2 separate regions of the Mus musculus genome follow, and region 1 is linked to region 2. The links are chromatin loops, found by intact Hi-C in ENCODE. Cell type or tissue: heart. All regions are shown on one strand. Each heading gives the region's core, and the rest is flanking DNA. Links, peaks and the distances in the headings are about the cores only.

Region 1 (10,832 bases), core at 1,920-9,919, 84 kb after region 2:
ATGTTTATACTCAGGTAAGCCAGGAAAAATGGAAAGACCTTGCTAGGAGAGATAGGTGTGGATCTGGAATATATCTCTTGCAGGAAAATTACCCACTCCATTCAGCTCGGGATCATTTTAGAAACAGGCATTCCTATGGTCAGCAGTATGCATTGTACCAGGTATACAGGCACAAGGCAGGCCCCACAGCAACCTGTGAGGTGTTGGGGTATCAGTCCCTTCCCATAGGTGAGGGGATGAGTCTCACTGTGGACAGAGATGGCCCCTGTGGTTTCCAAAGGTTCCTTGAAAGGATTAGAGTCCTCAGGAGGTAACCCAAAGTTCAGGACTGAAGGACAAAGGGAGACAGTGTACAGTATGCCAGCTGCAGGAAAGGAGGCTCAGGGTTTGGAGATGCTGATGGCTGGGCAGGGCGGGCAGCTTTCAGAAGTCTGCTTCCACTCCTCACCCATTCGTTTCTTATTAGAAGAACACATGGAGTACTGGTCAGCCTCCGTTAAGGTGTGACACTGGAAGGGACAGAGTCTATGTGCATGAGGGTCACATAGAAGAGGGACTCCACCCTAAAGGGATCTTGGAGCACCTGCACTACCATTCTCTGATTTTAGAGAGAAGAAACAGAAGCCCCGTCAGGTTAAAGGCTCTGCAGGGTCCTGTGGGAGGAGGGCAACAAGTGCTCAGCTCCCTCCTGCCCTGTGTTCCTCCCGTGCTGTGACTCAGTGACCAGGGCGCACCATGCTCCAGCCCTCGGTAGGCAGAGCAAGGTGGGTGAGAGGCTACTCCTGTGGTTCAGACTGATCTAGGTGATCTCATAGTGGGCAGGGTTGGCTCAGGCCTTGGGCTGCCTGGTTCTGATCCTGTAGCTCACTAACCTTCTTCCTACCTTCTCCTTGACCTACAGATTGCCAGGCTGCGCAGTGAGCTGGACATTGTTCGGGGAAACACAAAAGTCATGTCTGAGATGTTAACAGAAATGGTCCCTGGGCAGGAGGATTCTTCTGATCTGGAACTACTACAGGTGAGGCTAACCTTAGCTTATGTAGCGTGGGCTGAGTGCCTGGCCGGGCTTTCAGGGGAAGTGCCAGTGCTGCCTACTGTGGTACCATGGCGGAGAGGGTCCAAGGCCATGCTGGTTCACATTCAACCTTACTTCTTGGAGAGGGGCAGAAGCCAGTAGCACTCTCTGTCCTGTAATTTTTTAATAACTTTTTTAAAATATTTATTTATTTATTTATTTATTTTATGTATATGAGTGCTCTATGTGCATGTACTCCTGCATGCCAAAAGAGGACATCAGAACTCATTATAGATGGTTGTAAGCCACAATGTGGTTGCTGGGAATTGAACTCCGGACCTTTGGAAGAGCAGCTGGTGTTCTTAACTGCTGAGTCATTTCTCTAGCCCATATTTAATAACTTTTTCCCGACTTAAAGTACCAGTTATAGAGTATGTGCCTATAAAAAAATAATTTTCCTTAGTTTTTAGCCATCTGCAATAAGTGGAGTTTATATTTTGATGTATTTTCAGTTAGACTCTTTGTTGTATTCATGCATTTTGCATTGAGTTGAAATTATGCTGTGTGTACAGTCTTGTGCATGGCTTTGCTCCCTTGTTACTGTATATACTGTATATATAAATGTCCTGGAATAAGAGTTCTTGGGCCTTATTCCAGAAGAAGCAGTGCTAGTCTCTCATCCTAAGGCAGGAGATTCTGAGGTAAAGTCAAAGCCCCTGTTCTCTGCCTCACTGCTGGGACCACTCAGGCATGGGATGAACACTGTGCTTCCTAAAAGGCTGCTGCCCCACCTCCACCCTCTGTCTCTGAACACTCTAGATGGTGATGCTGGAGTTGGGACATAGGGCCCTGCACACTAGACAAGTTATTCCACAGCTGAACCGTACCTTAGCCCACCCTACATATCTTGAACATGGCAGGAAATGGAGACAGCAGGAAGCCAGGCTGCAGTCTCAGACTCCAATTGGTTGAGGGCCTGTGAGGCCCAGAGGCAGAGGCAGAGCCCTGTCACATTAGCCTGCAGTGACTCCTGTACAGAAAGTGGCTGTGGCACTGCCCTTCGGGGTAGTGACCTTCTGGAAGGGCAGAGAGGGGGATGCTGTGAGCTGCAGGTACCAGATCCCTCCTCCAAGAGATAGGGTATATGAGTGTGCAGATCAGGAATCATGCTGGCTTGGTGACCTACCTGGCCTGAGTGCCTCATGATACCCCTGCTACTGCTGCTGCTGTTTCTGTCTGGCAGTCTTGCACACCTGAGTTCTGCATCTCCCACTTTGCTGAATACACACACTGGTCACCCAGGAAACTTGGCTCTGATGCTCCTGTGCTTTGGTAATACACATGCCCAGTGGTTCTGCTACTTGGAGTTCCCACTCCCCACTCCAAGCTCTTAGTTCCTATAGAGCAAGGCATGGTAAAACTTTCTTCTGGTCCAGCACTGAGCACAGTCTAAGTGTCGTGGACAGTAGGAGATACGGCTTCTGCTCTAGGGAGCTCCCAGCTAAGTACAGGAGACAAACAAGGAAACTGCTGACTGCAAGAGACCTGAACATCAGACTGCTCCTGAAACTGAGATGAATACCCTTGGCCTAAGTCAGTAGGAGCACTGAGTATCTCTGGTTCCCAGACTTCACTCCTGACACCTGCAGCAAACCAAGGTCCTGATTCTTCAGGTGGTGATCGTGTGTTACCTACTCTGTGGACCCACCTACCTTGAATACACCATCATTGGCCCCTAACGTAGCCTGCAGGAGGGCTCGGCTAGGCATCCTAGGGCACACAGGACTCTGAGGCCAGTCTAGTATGATATGGTGACTATGTTGTATCAGTGTTGGAATTCCTTATATGGGGTGGGGGCTGTCGCTCTGGGCAGAGCTGAGCTGACAGAGGAAGGTGGGTTGAACACAGCAAGATGGTTCTAGACAGGCAGAACAGAGAGCAGAGATGGTCTGTGTGTGTGTGTGCACATGTGCATATGTGCGTGTATGCATACATGTGCGCGTGAACGTATTGTGTGTGTGTGTGTGTGCATACTTATGTGTGTGCTCGAATGCATGTACATGTTTTGCACGCATGTGGTTCTAGGGTATTTTGTTTGTTTGTTTAAACAAGCTCATCAGCCAAGAATAACAGAACCTCGTCTCCTGGCATCAGCTCAGTTTTCAAAAATAGGTTGCTTCCAATGACATTTTCCTTCACTCTGTTTTGTTCCAACTCAGAGCCTACTGGCCCCCACTGCTGTCATATAAATCAAACAGAAAAAGACCATGTCTGGGAGCCTGCGGGGGGCTGTCATTTCAGAGTAGAAGAGGCAGAAACGGGTAGCTGTGTGAACAGACTCACTTTTCCTGGCTGGAGGCCACCGCCTTATGTCGCCCTTCTTCTGCCCCAGCAGTCAACAACCAGCAGGCAGGGGCTCTCACAGAATAGTGAGCCTTCCATATGGGAAAATGCCGCTGTCCTCTTGGAACATGGAGGGGTCAAAATCTGCCCCTAACATTCCATGGGCAATATGGAAGACAGCCAGACTACTCAGGGCAGAAGTAGTCCAGAGCTCAGGATGCTAGCCAGGGCACTAGAAGTAAGCATATTTGTCACCAGCCCAAATGTTCCCACCAACAGACACAAGCTGCTCTTGACACAGTGTAAGTTGATGACGAGAAGGTTCAGGGAGTTGGAGGAGAGGGGATTGGAGGTACTGACCTCAGGATGTACCTGTGGCTAGTTGTACTCATGGGCAGTTGGCATCTTGGTTGCTTCCTGTTTACGGCAAAGGTCTTCCAGGTGTGTCCTTCCACAGCCCATGAGAGCAACAGGGAAACTTGTGAACTACTTGTCTGGAGATTCCTGGAAAAGTGACTTGTACCTGAGGAAAGGCCAAGACCAATAACACGTAGTGCTGTCAGCTTTGCTGGAGGCCCCAAGGAGGTAAGATGTTGGAAGAGGACTCTCAGCACCTCCCAGGGTAGATGTCAGTCAGATCCTCTACTTTCTGAGTTGAGCAATATCTTCCAGACAGCTATTCCAACTCAACACCTGTGCCCAGAGTCCCTCTCCAGAGTCTTGGATCAGTTATTTTTTCACAGCCCAGTGACAGGCTGTTCTGGCTGTCATAAAAGCACTATTTGTTTCCAGAAGCCAACTAGGTTAGCCTCTGAGCACAGCAGGGCAGACAACGTACAAATGGCCAGATGCACATCTGGAAGGCTGCGGGTAAGGCACGGCCCTTCCTGTGCCTGGATCTCCTTCCTTGGTGCCTGGAGTGATTGCTTTTACTGTGAACTTGGCTGTCACAGGGCATGTCCTCTGTGAATCATAGCTTCTTAACTATTGTTAAAAAGCCCCTCTGGACACTGAACCCAAGTCTGTTCCCTGTAGCTTTAATATGGTCTGTGCTAGACAAAAGCACAAAGAAAATGCCTTACCCACGTGGGTAGAGCCTTGGGTATCCAAGGACTGCTGTAAGCCCTACCTACTGGCCGGTGTCCATGCTGGTGACATGCCTCTTGTATAGTAACAGGCAGCCCACCACAGGAGGCAGGTATTGTCAAACCCGCTGCCATCCAGTACCTTTTGTTTTGTGTTTTTTTATTTTGAGACAGTCTTACCACAACTATGGCTGCCCTGGAACTCTCTATGTTGAGTATGCTGACCTCAAATTCAGAGACATGCCTGACTCTACCTCCCGAGTCTTAGTATTAAAGTGTATGTCACCCCTGGCATGGCGTGCCACCTGCATCTCACATATACATACACGTGGTTGAGCCCTGGAGTGCAAAGCTGTCGTTTTCCTTCCTAAAGTACATGCCCTCGGCCAAAACAGACTATGTTTTACTGGGATCTAATTGAGCCTTTGCAGTGATGGATATTGTATAGGTCTCTATCAGATGGAAAGAGCCCTCTCTGTGCTGTTTTTTGAGTACCTTGTGGCCATCCCTGCTCACTTTGTGCATCTCATTTCAACAAAGAGAGTGGCCAAGATATTCTTCCCAGAAAAAATCTAGCGTATCCCACACCTCATGCTCTCCCTTCTCTCTTTCAGTGGACCTTCCCTCCTCCCCGTCCCCTTTGCTGCTGCAACAGGACGAGTCTTCAGGACTGAATTCTCTGTTCCTTTGCCTTGAAAAGGGTTTAGAGGATAAAAAGATTATGTTGTGAGGTAGGGATGAAACTGTCTCTTGAAGGGAAGATAACTGCATCAGGGTTAACGAGGCAGCAAAGAGGGTATTTGATCCAGTGTTCTGACTGACGGCAGGCATTTGCAGAAGTGACTGGCTGCTGAGAACCAGAGATAGGAGGATGCCAGAGCGGAAGGCCTTGGCACTGAAGGAATTCCTGGCCCAGAGTCTGCATGGTGGAAAGAAAGACCTGCACAAGTTGCTGGCCTCTGGCCCAGGAGAGAATCAGTCACTGCTCCTCATGGTTAAGAATAGAGGGGGACTGAGGTATCTCCAACAGCCTTCTGTGATGGCGGTAGATGACACCAGGGAGGCCATGAGGGTGGTCGGCTGGCACAGAGTGGCACAAATCCCAAGGTTATGCTCCATCTCTTTTTCCTTTTCTTTTTAAACATGATTTTTTTAAACTTTTAATGATGTGCCTGTGTGAGGGTATGTGCATGTAAGTACAGACGAAGACCAGAAGGGGACACCATATCTCCTGGAGTTGGGAGTTATGTGGTTTTGAGCCACCCTTTGTGTGCTAAGAACTGAACTCGGGTTCCCTGCAACAGCAGTGCACATTTTAACCACTGAGCCATCTCTAAAGATGTATTATTTTACGTTATGCATATAAATGTTTTGTCTGTATGTCTGTTTCTCTTGTGTGCCTGGTACCAGCAGAGGTCAGGAGAGGGTGTCATGTCCCCTGGACCTGGAGTTACAGGCAATTGGGAGCCATAAGTAAATGCATGTTGTTCTTTAGAATTAGAATGCACCACTGAATCATGACACATGAATTTTAGATTGCTAATATATCCTTTGTAATGATTTCATTTTACATATATGGGATTTCATCTCTTTTTTACCCTTTTTTGAGACACTGGTTTAAAAGTTGAAGTCAGGAAATGTGCAGAGACCATGAGTCAGAAGGCTGGAATGTGTGAGCCTGTCCCTGGGCAGAGTGCTTGTGACAGCCCTGGAGGAGTCTTCCACAGTGTGGCCTGTGAGACTCTGGAGAGAGGTTTCCCTTCCTATAACCCTGGCAGGAGGAGTGGTGAGAGAGGCAGCAAATGCGGTCAAAGCAGGTGCTTCTTGTGTTAGTGTCTGAGCGCACTTGTCTGTTCTTTCCTTCAGCAGGCCTCTAGCATTTTCCTAATGGGCTTGAAAGTAATGGAAGTCTTCCTCCAACTCTGCAGAGGTCTGGGATCAGACCTATGAGTATGGAGAATATCTCTAGCCATTCCTGCGTGCGCTGCTGCTGCTGCTGCTTAGTCCTCAGCATCCTTTCTGGGTGGGGCTCTGTGGTGGAAGCCATCACAGCCTTGCTCTCTTCCTTTGTAGGTGGGACCCTGATGCTTTAAGAGCTGCAGCCATGAGTTTTGGTTAGTTGCTTGGTTTTGATTTTGCCGAGAGACAGCATTGCATTATGCTGTCTTGTATGGCCTCTCACTTGCAACCCACCTGCCTCAGCCTCCTGAGATCATAAGCATATACCACAATGCCTAACACTGCAGTGTCTAAGACACTCTGCAGTGTGCCGCATGGCTCTTCTGTGAATCTAGGATCTGAATCTAACAGCTACTCTTTGGAGCAGAGCAAGCTAGTCGTTACTTGAAGGCTCTGCTATAAGAGCTGTACTGACAGTGAGAGGCAGCAGATGCAGTCCAGGTCTGGAATGCTGTGTGAGCTCTGTGAAGGGAGGGTCTGCCAGGATCTCTAGAAAACATTCTGAGTGGGCAGGGAGGTGAATATGTGGGAGTTACATGGCAAAGCTGACACTGTAAAATTTAAGTGGTTGTACTTTTGTTATATATATATCCACATACATTTGTATATATGTATTTTTAAAATATATCTATTTTAGGTGTATGAGTGCTTTGTGTGTATTTATGTGTACCATATGAATAACTAAGGATCTTGAGAATTAAAGCTGGGCTCTACAAGAACAGCTAGTGCTCTTAACTGCTGATTCACCTCTCCAGCACCTGCATGGTGTGTTTGTTTGTTTGTTTGTTTGTTTGTTTTGAGATAAGGTCTCTATATATCTCTAGCTGTCCTGGAACTTGCTATATAGAGCTTGCTGCCTGGCCTCAAACTCGGAGAGATCTGCCTGCCTCCCTCCCGAGTGCTGGAAAGGTATGTGCCATGCCTAGCACTTTGCTATATTTTTGAAAATTTATATGATAACATACTGGGGTAGGGACACATCCTGGGGTCTGGAAGGATACGTTAGGAGTTTAATGAAAGGAAAGGACATTGTTGGCAGAGGGCCAGCCCCTTGCCATCCCTGAGCAGTGTGGTAAGTTCGTGAGGCCACCTCTCATCCATGTCTAAGACATGTTTGGAGATGACCGGTGGGCTCTAGAAGGTGATGCTCTAGAACTGTTTGCAGCAACATGCCATGTGCCCTCTGACTTGCAGGTCTTCCACCTTGCCATTGGCCTGTAGTTGGAATGAGAACTGACTGACTTTTTCCTTCTCTTTCTCCAACCAAGCCCCCAAGGATTGCTGCCTAGCCATAAGTATTAGAAAGGGTCCTGCTTTCCTGCCCTGGGCCTTTGTGGTGGACTTTGCCTTTGTTGGAGAGCCTCTTCCAGGGACCATACTTCCTTCTCCAAATCTAGGGTAGGAATTTTTGGAGAGCCAAGAGGAGGGGTCTGTTCTGTTCAGAGAAGCAGGCCCAGACACTGGCGTTCCTTGTGTGGTGCTGTTCTGGCAGGGCAGACAGGATGACAGGCCCTGCAAGGGTCAGATCCAGGGCGGAAGGAGGCTCAAAGGATCTTTTGTTCAGGTAAATACCAGACTCTCAGCTACCTAAGTGCAAGTCTCTCCTGGCCTGTGTTTGAGTGCTTCCAGGGTGATCCATTTAGGCCAGACCTTGATCCTTAGTAGGCGTTATGGAACTCTGAGGCTGAGCACTATGGGAAGAGAGAGCAGTCAGGCCTAGGACACACATGTCATAGCATTGAGAGCTGAAGCACTGAGTGGGTAGAGGGCCACCTGCCTTGTGTACTCATTCTCTAGGGAGCATTGGAAAATGCTGCTACATGTTGTCCTTGGTGGTGAGAAGATGGGAAGAGAGGTCTCCTAGCCAGGACAGTAGGATGATGAGACAAAAAGAGGCAAAGATTGCCTGTGCTTGCTGTGACTAGATCTGGTAGTCTATAAGACCTATCTGCAGACTGAGGCGGTGCTGAGGTGGAGCTATGAGAAGTTTGGCCAGCTTTAGTGTCTGTTCCCATATCTAACTGGATTATTAGCTCCCCCCAGTGTCCAGGAACAGTATTTCACTTCTGCCTCGACCCTGATGGCCTACAGGAAGGCTGAGGGGCCAGCCTGACCAGCCTGCCATGTTTCCTCTGTAGTATCCTTAGTTTGACATACAACAGGGCAGGTCCCTAGCGAGTGCTTAAGGCTCTCTGCAAACAAGATCCTAGCTAGGAGCTTGCTCTGGGGCAAGAGGGCTCCTATAAACCAGCGTGTGAGGTACAGGGTCTGTCTTAAGGGGATGCTGCTCTGAAGAGTTGAGAGAGCTCCTGTGGTGGCTGAGGGTTGCAGGTGCAGCTTTGGCCAACAGAGAACTCTGTGAGAACTGTGGTGCTTCTGAGATCCTAGCAACTTAACAGATGTGCCACTGTAAATTACATGACGCTGTCATAAGATCCAGTCCTGCCATTGCTGGCAATGCAAGCAAACTGCCCCATTCGTGGAGGGCCTTTTATTCTGACCACCAATCTGTGTTCTAAATGTAATACTTTCACTAGAGAGATTCTATTTCTAAGGAGCTCATGCTATGCAAGTACTTGCCCAACTATGTAAGAATTGGCATAAGTATGAATTACATTGTTTGGGTTGGCCAAAGAAAAAGATTACCACAAGCCACGTACCCATCAGTAGCAGGTAGCAAGCTCTGTACAGTGTGAGATGCATGTGAAGAAGTGAGGCAGGCTGTACAAAGTCGTAGGCAAAGGAGCCTAGGAGATTTTGTTGAAGAGAAGCAAGCACAAAGCATCATGCTTTTCTATCTTAAAAATAATTTGTACTGGGCCTAAGAGATAGCTCAGCAGTTGGGAGCACTGACTACTCTTGCAGAGGACTCGGGTTTGATTGCCAGCACCCACATTGTGCAGTCCACAGCTGCCTGTGACTCTAATTCCCGGGGACCTGACACAGTCTTCCAGCTTCCACCAGCACCTGCGTGCAGGTGGTGCACAAGCATCCTCTCAGGCACACACACATAAAGAGAACGCTTTTAAAAGGATTTGTAGTTAGCTGTTGAAGTCATCCAACCCCTGTGCAGTGACAGTTCTGGAATTTTGTTTTCTTTAAAAACACAGAGGTGATGGAGAGATGGCTCAGAGGTTAAGAGCACTGACTGCTCTTCCAAAGGCCCTGAGTTCAGTTCCCAGCAACCACATGGTGGCTCACAACCATCCGTGGTGATATCTGATGCCCTCTTCTGGAGTGTCTAAAGAAAGCAATAGTGTATTTACATATAATGAATAAATAAAACTTAAAAAAAAAACACAGAAACATTATAAGAGAGTATTTTTGTTTTAATCCCAGGTGTGGGATATGAGGCTGCTCCACACTGACCACAGCAGCTGACTATGATTTGTCTTGTGCTCCAGCAGAGGGGTGGTTTTGACAGCTGCAGATGATTCTGTGACTGTGTGATGTTTGGAATTCTGGGAACTTTTCAGAGGCTCTATAATGATAGAGCCCTGAGATGTTGGTTGGTTGTTGGTAGTCGTTCAGGGGGATTGGTTGCAGGGTTTTTTTTGTTTCTTTGTTTTTTTGGTTTTTGGTGGGTTTTTTTTGTTTTTTTGTTTTTTGTTTTTTAGACAGGGTTTCTCTGTGTAGCCCTGGCTGTTCTGGAACTCACTCTGTAGACCAGACTGGCCTCGAACTCAGAAATCCACCTGCCTCTGCCTCCCAAGTGCTGGGATTAAAAGTGTGTGCCACCACTGCCCAGCTGTGTGGTGCAACCTTAACACTAGAGAGTGATGGTTTAACTTTATAACTCAAATCAAACACAGGCGAAAGCTTAACTGACAAAGACAAAGCAAAATGGTTGTTATGGTATTATTTCAGCCATCCAAAGCTTTTTTCTGTATGTGATGGTTTAATTAATTGTTTTGTTTTTAGTGGAATTATAGGAATATATCTGCTTAAATAGCCTTACTAAATTGTATCTTTATAGGTATCCCATATTGATTTCCAAATTTATTTGCATTAAATATTCTTTTTAAAAATGACTTGTACTAACATACTTGTGTATGCTCAGAGGTGTGTGTGTGTATGTGTGTGTGTGCACGTGTGAGTGTGCATCTCTGTGTGTGTGTCTGGGTATCTGTGTGAATGCGTGCATGTGTGTGTCCGTCATTGTGTGTGTGTGTGTGTGTGTGTGTGTGTGTGTGGTTGCACATGCTCGCAAGCCTACAGAACTACTTGCTTCCTCTGAGGCAGGAGAGGAGGAAGCTGTTAACTTCACATTCTGCACACGCCTGATTTTATGAACAAGCATGTACTCCTTCTGTGACTTTCAAGAAACAGTGCAAATCCTTTCAAAGGCAGTGGAATGTGAGAAAAGCATTCCCAGCAGGCCCTGCCAGAAGTGCATATGTTCCCTAGGAATTGAACAGGACCTGCCGAGC
Region 2 (10,832 bases), core at 1,975-9,974:
AGCTGTAACTGTAGTCACTGTCTAACCAGGAAATGAGCTTTACAGAGTTGTCATTGAGAGCAATGCCAGCCCCAACATCAAATGTGGAAGAATAGGCATCACTGTTGAAGTTGCAGGGGACAACCTGGTCCTCAGTGTAGCCCAGGATACCCTTTAGAGGGCTCTCAGATGCCTGCTTCACCACCTTCTTGATGTCATCATACTTGGCAGGTTTCTCCAGGCAGCATGTCAGATCCATGGTAGACACACTGGGAGTAGGAACACGGAAAGCCATGCCAGTGAGCTTCCCATTCAGCTCTGGGATGGCAGCACCAGTGGATGCAGGGATGATGTTCTGGGCAGCCCCACGGCTATCACACCACAGCTTTCCAGAGGGGCCATGCACAGTCTTCTGAGTGGCAGCGATGGCATGGACTGTGGACATGAGCCCTTCCATAGTACCAGACTTGTCATGGATGACCTTAGCTAGTTGGTGGTGCAGGAAGCATTGCTGACAATCTTGAGCGAGTTGTCGTACTTCTCATGGGTCATACCCATCATAAACATAGGGGTATCAGCAGAAAGAATGGAGATGATAATTCTTTTGGCCCTACCCTTCAAGTGTGCTCCAGCCTTCTCCATGGTAGTGAAGACACCAGTAGATTCCGTGGCATACTCAGCACCAGCATTACCCCATTTGATGTTAGCAGGTACGGAAGATGGTGATGGCCTTCTGTTGATGATAAGCTTCTCATTCCCTTGACTGTGCTGTTGAATTTGCCGTGGGTGGAGTCATACTGGACCATGTGGACCATGTAGTTGAGGTCAATGAAGGGGTCGTTGATGGCAACAATCTCCACTTTACCAACTGCAGAGCAGATGGTGGCCCTGGTAACCAGGCACCCAGTATGGCCAAATATGTTCACTCTGACCTTCACCATCATGTCTGAGCGATGGGGCTGACACTGCACAAGAAGATGTGACTGTCTCTAGAGTATGGGGGAGCAGAGAGCTATTTTATTTTATTTTATTTTAGACAGAGTCTTACTATATAGACAAGGCTGACTTGGGACTTAGAGATCTGTCAGCCTCTGCCTCCTGAGTGCTAGGGTTAAAGGCTGTTCCTAGTGAACTTTTCATTTTGGGGATCAGGCTTAGGTCCTTACATGACTGAGCTGTCCCTTAGCCCCCATTTAACCATTTTAAACACATAGTACAGTAGTACTTGTGCTCATTTTTGTGCGGAGCATCACCACCATCCATCACTGACAATTTTATTTCACAAACCAGAAAGGCCATCCCCTGGGCCCACACCCTATCCCCTGGTAACCGCCATTGTGCTTCAGATACCGTGAACATAACTCTCTAGGACTTTCGTATGAAGAACCATCCAGGATCTGTCCTTTCATGTCTGTTTCACATAGCACAATTTCTTAAAAGTTCATGTATTAGAGCATGTCAGTTTGTCTTTCCTTTTAAAGGCTTTGTCACATTCCATTGTGTGCACCCACTGATGGACATTTAAGTTCCTTCTGCTTCTTGCTGCTGTTAGTAATGCTACTATGAACATACGTGTGCAAATATCTGTTTGTCTTTGTTTTACATGTGTTTAGATATATACCCAGAAGTGAAATTGGTAGGTAATATGGTAATTCATTTTTAAGTTTTGGTGGCCCTGGGGGCATTGGCCTAGGGACTTCACATGTGCCAGGTGAGTGCTTTACTACTGAGCTCTACCTCAGCCCCACTTGTAGATTTTTGAGGATCCACCTTGCTGGTCTCCCAGGTACAGCACTTTACCTCCCCTCAGTAGCATGCAAACTTCATCCCCCATCTTTATTAACAATTGTTCTCAGATCTGCTGCTTTCCTTTGTAATGTCCATGCACTGGGCGAGGTATGCTCTCTCCTAATCTTCCTTCCTTCCTTCCTTCCTTTTATTTTTTTGTTTTTGTTTGTTTGTTTGTTTGTTTCTTACGGTGCTGTGCATTGTTGAAGGTAAGATCTCCTAAGTGCAAGCCCTTAATTGTGGTTTTGATTTGTATTTCCCTAATGATTCATGATGTTGAACATCTTTCCATGTTGTTATTGACTATCTTCTTGGAGAAAGATCTGCTCAAGTTCTTTACCTAGGTTTTGAGATGTTAATTTTGTTCAGTTTTAGGAATTTCCTGTGTAGTCTTGGTATCAGCCCACAGCAGATGTCCACCACTCTCTGTAGGACACTTTTTAATTTGTTGCTCCTGTCCTTCAGTGAGCAGTTTTTAGTCCAGCCTGTCTTTTGCTGCTTTTGCCTTTGGTGCCATGCTTTTATTTCTTCCTTAGTGGAGCCTAAGGATAAAACACTTGGGGTTATGAGGACTAGCTAGCCTGGCTCCTCTCCATATGCTGGGTGGTGAAATACCTTTTTTCCCTTTGTGGGGCTGGACAAGGTCTCATTGTATAGCCCTGGCTAGTCTAGAATTGTGTAGAACAGGCTGGCCTGAAACTCAGAGAGACCTACCCACATCTGTTTTCCAAGTGCTGGGATTACAGGTGTGAGCTACCATGCCCAGCCTGTCAAAAAAAGTTTTCTCTTAGCATGTATTGGCCATACATATCATCAGGCTCCCCTTATAGCATGTGCTGTATTTGAGTGTATCAGCCTCCATTTTCCTCTCATTTTCTTCCTGCTCCTTGCCTTGCTCTCTCCAGTTAGGCCCTCCTCTTACTTTTCTGGGTTTTTTGTTTCTGTGAGCCAGTGAGTTTAATTAGAATTACTTACAAAAGCGCAAGTAACTTACTTGTGTGGGCACCACTAAAACAGTCTCTCCCTCCTCCAGCAACCATTTCCTGCCTATAAATACTCAAAGAGGAATGGACCCTGGTGAACTTCTCCCCATAACAGCTGTTAACTGTTAGTGAGCTCTCAGGGATGGGCAAGGCCTCCTGAGGCCCTCCATCTTCATGGCACAATGGTGCTGGGCCCAATCATTTGCCTGTGATCACAACCTCTGTGAGTTTAAGAGAAGGTGAAGGCAATTGCCATCAAATCTGAGAACCTAAGTTCAATCCCCAGGACTCACTGGATGGAAATACAGAACTAACCACCACAACTGTCCTTTAATCTCCACATACATGCCATGGCAATTGTATGCATGTTCAGGAACAGCACACACACACACACACACACACACACACACACTCATGAAATATAAAATATTTTAAAAGTGCAATAGCATGTCACACCTAGAAGACAATAGTAGACAGTACTTTTTCCTTGGTGTTCTCTGAGACTTGGAAAGGGAGATACAGATATCCCACTGAGGACTGTGTGTGTGTGTGTGTGTGTGTGTGTGTGTGTGTGTGTGTGTAGGGGGGATGTTTGCCCACACTTGTACATGTGGTGGCCAGGAGTCAACATCTGGTGTTTTTCTCTACCACTTTCTACCTTATTTTATTATTACATTTATTTATTTATTGTGTGTGGAAGTGTATGAGTGCATGCACCATTGTGCACATGGGAAAGTTAAAAGATAAATTGTGAAGCCTGGCGGTGGTGGTGCACGCCTTTAATCCCAGCACTTGGGAGGCAGAGGCAGGTGGATTTCTGAGTTTAAGGCCAGCCTGGTCTACAAAGTGAGTTCCAGGACAGCCAGAGCTATACAGAGAAACCCTGTCTCGAAAAACCAAAAAAACAAAAACAAAAACAAAAACAGAAAACAAACAAACAAAAAGATAGACTGTGGGAGTTGGTCCTGTTATTCTGCAGGTGGGTCCTGGGGATTCAACTCAGGTCATCCGGCTTGGTAGCAGCGAATGCCCTCCCCTGCTGAGCCATCTTGCTAGCCCATCTACTTTCTTTTTTTGGAGACAGAATTTCACTGAACTTGGTATTCTCCATTTTGGCTACACTTGCTGGGTGATCCTCCAAAACTTGCCTGTCTCTGTCTCCCAGTGCTGGGCTTATAAATGCACTGCCACACCAGGCTTCACAATTTATTTTTTAATTAGTGGGTTTTCCTGTGGCCTTTGACTCGTATCTAGTCGGCTGACTCTGCTATGCCTTCCGGTTCCGCATCCCCTGCTCTACTTCTGGGTTTAACTTTTCCACCCCTCGTACCCTGTGGTCCCCAGAGAAGTACCTTGGTTTTTTTTGTTAGTTTGTTTGTTTGGTTTTATGATGCTGGAGTTCAAATCCAGGGCCTTGCACATGCTAGGCACTGAACCACTGAGCTATGTCCCTAGCTCTTCTTGGCTAAATATCTTACAAACTTAATTTTCTTTAATTCTCACAAAATTCCAGGTAGGTAATGTCATTCATATACATGATATTGTTTGTTTGTCTTTTTGTTTGGTTTGGTTTGTTTTTTTTTTTTTTTTTGGAGACAGGGTTTCTCTGTATAGCCCAGGCTGTCCTGGAACTCACTCTCTAGACCAGGCTGGCCTCGAACTCAGAAATCCACCTGCCTTTGCCTCCCAAGAGCTGGAATGAAAGGCGTGCACTACCACGCCCGGCTTTGTTTGTCTTATAGAGACATGGACTTGATATGTTACTCAGAGTGACCTTCAACCCCGGGGATCAAGTGATCCTGTCAGCCCAGCCACCTACGCAGCAGAGACTACAGTGCACATCACTGTCCCTGGCATGACTCATATTTTACTGGCTCTACCTCTAAAGTAGGCATGAGCCACCACACCCGGCTGCCAGCGGCTGCTTTAACCATTAGTGCTGTCTTGGTAGTCTGGGAGGCATGTCAAAAATTCTCTTTGGGGTTTTATTTTTTAAATTAAGTGCAATCAAGAACAACTCACTCGCCGGGCGTGGTGGCGCATGCTTTTAATCCCAGCATTCGGGAGGCAGAGGCAGGCGGATTTCTGAGTTCAAGGCCAGCCTGGTCTACAAAGTGAGTTCCAGAACAGCCAGGGCTATAAAGAGAAATCCTGTCTCAAAAAACCAAAAAAAAGAAAAAAAAAAAAAAAAAAAAAAAAAAAAAAGAACAACTCACTCGGGCTGGCAAGATGGCTCAGCAATTAAGAGTGCTGACTGCTCCTCTGAAGGTCCTGAGTTCAAATCCCAGCAACCACATGGTGGCTCACAACCACCTGAAATAAGACCTGATGCCCTCTTCTGGTGTGTCAGAAGGCAGCAACAGTGTATACTTATTTATAATAATAAATAAATCTTTAAAAAAAAAACTCACTCTATCTGAAACTAGTCTGGAACTCACTGTAGCCCAGGCTGGCCTTCAACCAATGCAATAACCTCTTTGCCTAAAACTCCTGATGCTGAGATTATAAATGTGAGCCACCACATCTAGCTTCAGAGACGGATTTCATCTCAGAAAATTGGGCTGAGATGCATAGAACTGAAGGACCATCCTCAAGGCTCATGGTTTATAAGTGCCAGAGTGGGGACTTCTCCCGCTTGACTGTAGGCACTTTTTTTGTGCTACTTTATTGGGCTCTTGTATCTGCCACCTTTCTATCTGTGTTCCACCCTAATCCCTTCTAATCTCCTAGTACTAGGCTGGAGAGAAAAAAGGTTAGCGGGGAAAAGGGGCATAGACCTCTTTAGACTACTTCCTGCTGACCTGGGGTGTTGAGTTCTCTGGGGCAAATCCAACATCTTTGTTGTATCTCCAACCAGCAACCCAGCAACCCAGCAATCCAGAACCCAGCAATCCAGCAATGACAAGTGCAATAGCAGGAACTGGCAGCAGGGGGAGCAGCTGCTGCCCCTGGCCCTCTGGGCTCTCCTATTTATACTCTCTTCAAGAGTCCTAGAGGTAAACTTTCTGCACCTGGCAAAAATCACACACACACACACACACGCACACGCACACGCACACATACACACACAGCACAGGATAATCATAGTTATCCACTGTGGACAATCTGAAGCAGCCCCATATTCCACACCTGAGATTAAAACAAAAACATATTCACATAGCATAAGTGGGTTTTTAAAGAAACCGAACTTTTCACTACACTTGGCTCCTAAACAGAATGGCTTAGTGATTATTTGTATGACTGAGCGAATGGATGTCTGAATTACTTCAGTGGCTGGAATCTAGGAATAGTTGTCTTAACCCAGATTAGTCCTCACATCAGTACTGGTTCACCCAGTTCTTCCTGGTAGGATTGTGAGAGCAAGAGTCCTCCGCCCACGTGTGTTCTGAGGATTGACTCGAGAGTGTGCTTCCTTCAGCAGCCCTGAGACTTTCCAGCAGGACAAGCCACGGACTCCACTCTCTGATTTTGTTGAAGAACTATGGTTGTGGGTGGATGGAGAGGAGATGCCAGCTGCTGGTTATTGTTGTTTTCTGGTTTCTCAGGGGTTCTCTGTGTAGCCCAGGCTGTCCTGGAACTCACTTTGTAGACCAGACTGGCCTCTACCTCAGAGATTCTCCTGCCTCTGCCTCCCAAGTGCTGGGATTAAAAGGCATGAGCCACCACGCCCGGCTGCCAGTTGCTGCTTTAACCATTAGTGCTGTCTTGGTAGTCTGGGAGGCATGCCAACAATTATCTGTGGGGTTTTATATTTTAAATCAGTGCAATTGAGAACAACTCATTATATCCCAAACTAGTCTGGAACACACTGTAGCCCAGGCTGGCCTTCAACTAATGCAATAATCTCTTTGCCTATAAATGTGAGTCACCACAATCAACTTCAGAGACAGATTTCATCTCAGAAAATTGGGCTGTGAATCTTTGAAAGCTGGTGACGAGAACAGGGACCCGAGTAGGAATACTATTAAGCACCAGCCCCCCCTCCCTTTTCTTTTGCTGCTACTCCTGAGATAAATCATAGAGTTCTGGCAGATGGCTAGTCAAAGAAAGGAAATGTGGCCTGGGACATTGTATTGCTGGGGAATTTGAAAGCTGAATTTGCTAGTGCCTTCCAGAGAGAGAATCAGATTCTTAGGTTAACTTCCGAAATGATTCCTCTTCCACCTCTCCTCCTCCTCCTCTTCTCCCTCTTCCTCCTCTTCTTCCTCTTCTCCACTTCCTACTTCATGTGTATGAGTGTTTTGCTTGCATGTGTGTGTATGCACCACAGGCATACCAGGAGCCTGCTGAGGTCAGAGAAGGGCATCAATCCCCTGGACCTGGAGTTACAGGTGGTTGAGCTACCGTGTGTGTCCTTTGAGAGCAAGTGATCATAACCACTGAACCACCCCTCCAGCCCCAACTTTGGAAATTCCTAGACCAGCAACTCAAACAATCATAGGGTTCCAGATAAAGGAGCCCCGGCTTCCTGTGGTCTCTCTCATTTATATAGGGGAAACAGACCCAGAGAGGGTAGGTCTATGCTGTTTTTACCCTCACAAACACTTCTGACACCAAAATGTGAAAACTACCCCTGATACCAACCGGGAGTCCTATGACTCTGCTCAGTTCTACCACCGCTTGGAGTGGGTGCAGACCCCGTTGGGTAGGGGTTGACTCCTATACAACTATCCTTCTTCGTGCATCAATGAGCCTTGGTCACTGCCCCTGTGCTTCTGAGTAGCCAGTTCTGAGGTGGGAACTCTTATGACACCTTCTTCCTGCTTGATAGCCACAGCAGCTTATAGACCTCAGCTTGCTCTCTGCTCACCCTGATGCAAAGGATTCAGCCCACGAACAGCCAAGTGAAACAGTGCGTGGACAGGAAAAGGAGGATGAGCCCGAGGCCTCTGTGTCCACATCTCCCTGTATGTCTACATGCTCCAGTCTGGGCTCTTACAGCCCATCCGTCAGGGTCTATGGAGGCATCAGCAGGGTAGCCATGGTTGGTTACACATCATTGTCCCTGGCTTGCTCAGCTTCAGAGCCACACCCTTCCATGGGGTGGGGTTGTTATGGACTGAAAGTTCCAACCTTTTGAACCTGCCTTGGTTTTTGTGGCAATTAGCTCTCCTGCTGAAGCTATCTCAGGGTCCCCCACTGCCTGTAATCTCATCCAGGCTGGACATGGTGGCACATGCTTTTAATTCCAGCACTTGGAAGTCGAGGCAGTCAGATTTCTGAGTTCAGGGGCTAGCCTGGTCTACCTAGTGAGTTCCAGACAACTGGGGCTACACAGAAAGACCCTGTCTCAGAAAACAAAACAAAACTCCCTCCCACAAAGAAAATGCAAAGCAAAAGAAGCCACTCCAGTTTGTGCCAGGAATCTGAACAAAGGCAACATGTGCTTCTCCTGCCTTGGTGGGAGCTTTCCCAAGTCCCACACTGAGTCAGTTTCATGACACCCACCCACGGGGCTTTCTATTTACCCACAGTTTCTTGTCAGTCATTTCTTTTGGCTACTTGTTATGGTAGAGAGGCTCAATGAGGCAGTGTCCAGATGCCATTTAGTAGAAGGGCTCTTGACTCACTCACGGAGGTAAATACTTTTATTGTTTGAAAGTTAATCTCCTGATTCAGATTGCTTGGTAGGAAGAACAGTTTGGCTTAACTCCGGGTTTGATGCTTAAATGAAACTGGTCCCTAAAACTACCTTTAGCTTCTGTTTTCTTGGCTTTTTCTGGCATTCATTTCTTCCTTCCTTCCTTCTTTTTCTTTTTTAAAGATTTATTTATTTATTATATGTAAGTACACTGTAGTTGTCTTCAGACACACCAGAAGATGGCATCAGATCCCATTACAGATAGTTGTGAGCCACCATGTGGTTGCTGGGATTTGAACTCAGGACCTTCGGAAGAGCACTTGGTGCCCTTAAGCACTGAGCCATCTCTCCAGTTCTCTCTCTTTCTCTCTCTCTCTTTTTGAGATTTATTTATGTATTTCATGTATGTGTGTACGTTGTCACTATCTTCAGACACACCAGAAGAGAGCATCAGATTCCATTACAGAAGGTTGTGAGCTACCATGTGGTTGCTGGGAATTGAACTCAGACCTCTGGGAGAGCAGTCAGTGCTCTTAACCACTAGGCCATTCCTCCAGCCCCTGGTACTCATTTGAAACAGAGAAATACGTCTCAAATGAGGACCTAGGACATCCGAGATTGGTCAGCACTCTGAAACTGCTTTTCTGTGTGATGTTGAGTAGGTCGTGTCCTACTTGTTTATGTATTTGAATTACAGGTTCTTCAGGTTCATTCCCAGTCCTGCAATGTAAGGATAAATTTTATAAGACAAAAGATGACTTTCAGTGCCAGGCGGTGGTGGCGCACGCCTTTAATCTCAGCACTTGGGAGGCAGAGGCAGGCGGATTTCTGAGTTCGAGGCCAGCCTGGTCTACAAAGTGAGTTCCAGGACAGCCAGGGCTACACAGAGAAACCCTGTCTCGAAAAACTAAAAAAAAACCAAACCAAACCAAACTAAACCAAACCAAACAAACAAACAGCAAAAAAAAGGTGACTTTCAGTTTGTCTCGAAACTTTTACCCCTCCATAGGGGTAGTCTTAAGAATCCAATTTATATGTGTGTATATATTTATACATTTATACATATACTTCATACATTTACTTACAGTTATGATTATAGTAAATTTATTTGTATATGTTATATGTATAACAAATATTGTATATTTGCTTTCTGATGTTTTCATTGAGATATGGTTTTCCTTTTTGGTTTTTTGAGATGGGGCCTTATGTTTTTCCTATAGGAAATACAATGTACAAATCTTAGTTGATGCATTCTTGACAAATGTGTATGTTTGTAGTCTGCACCCTGCCAAGATGTGGACAGTCAACCTCACACAAGGCTGGTTGGGTTTTGTTTTGATGCTGTTCAGGGCAGGCTTCCTGTCAGCACACCTGCAGAGGCAGCCGCTGATCTTGTCTGTCTCTGGAGGTGAGGTGCAGCTGAGTGGAGTCACATGACGTGTGCTCTTTTGTGCTGTCTTTTTGCCCTGAGAAACCCTATACCTGTATGGTATTTTCACCACTTGCTACTCTGAAAGGTCATGAAGTTTGGCTTCCTTCCAGTCTCCCTGAGCTGCTAGGGTTGAGAAGTGAGGGCCCTCTGCCAGGGGCCCACCATATTGTCTGCTGAATGTGCTGGACGAGATGGAAACAACAGTTTGGTTTCCAGATTCTAGGTTGAATTTGTTTCTATAATTGTTGGTGTCACAGTCTCTCTTGTCAGCTGGGCACATTCAGTCTGCCAGCAGAGAAGACTAACTCTGACACCCGAAAATGTCACTTGCAATGGCATGTTTCTAAAATGGTGTCCTTGGGACGCACTCCTCTCAGTTTCCTATGTACATAGGACAGACGGCTCCACAGGTGAGCAGTGTCAGAAGGGAATCGAGGAGGTGGAGAGCCTTGCTGAACTCAGGCTCAGTGTGTCTGTGGGCTTCACTGCTGGTGGTTGCGTCTTATGTTTGTTTGTCTTCAGAGTCCATAACATTGGTTTCACCCTGGTTTTTGCCTTCGCTGACTTGGTCTAGCCCTGGTCTGCCTGACCAGTTGCTCTTAGCTGGCCTCTTTCCCTGTTCTCCTTCCCTTTCTATATTGTATGCCCCATATGTGGGACAAACCTGTTGGGAACTTCCTGGGATTCTCCCTCTCCTGAACGGCTTATAAATGCTGCTGGTGTAGGAGGCCCTCCCTGGCTGGGCTCCTGCCTGTCTCTTCCTTGCAGGCGCTGTGCATGCGCTGTGCTGTTCTTGTGCTCTCCCTGGCTGTGTGTAGCGTGTTATGGCTCCTGTGCAGTGGTCTCACTTGCTTGTGTTTTAGATCCATAATCCCTTCCTGGTCTACTTTAGGACCTTATGCTGACAACAATTCCTAATCTGCAGTGGTATGGCATTTCATATGTATTTGATAGATATTTGACTATTTAAGTGTGGTCATTATTAGCCTTTGGTTCTGGTATTGGGTTGAGTGGCCTCTCTAGGTGTCAGTATACATACAAGCTTCCTGTTTTCTATGTGGAAAATATG

Evidence for each region. Hi-C counts contacts between places; a loop is a spot of excess contacts. Peaks named below come from ENCODE experiments on the same cell type or tissue, not always from the same donor. Only the 100,000 strongest peaks of a DNase experiment are listed, where the experiment ranks them.
Region 1: it touches region 2 in a loop (4-fold over the local background); 5 of 42 quality-filtered maps call a loop at or near these places.

What each region holds. Positions count from the first base shown.
Region 1 is chr11:60,249,042-60,259,873 of GRCm38, reverse strand. It overlaps Tom1l2 (target of myb1-like 2 (chicken)), which reads left to right. Exons shown (of 15, transcript NM_153080.3): 7 at 902-1,018; 8 at 10,810-10,832. It overlaps Gm38501 (a long non-coding RNA gene), which reads left to right and starts at 1,024. Exons shown (of 2, transcript XR_388700.2): 1 at 1,024-3,943; 2 at 5,058-5,213. In heart, for the core only: CTCF peaks have their summits at 5,759 and 8,448 (motif pointing left); DNase peaks (open chromatin) are centred at 3,483, 5,343 and 8,416; H3K27ac peaks cover 1,018 bases.
Region 2 is chr11:60,333,333-60,344,164 of GRCm38, reverse strand. All of the region lies in intron 1 of Tom1l2 (target of myb1-like 2 (chicken)), which reads left to right. It also overlaps the pseudogene Gm12266. Among named protein-coding and RNA genes, the nearest start is that of Tom1l2, 14 kb to the left of the region's middle. In heart, for the core only: a CTCF peak has its summit at 5,674 (motif pointing right); no DNase peak of the experiment used is centred there.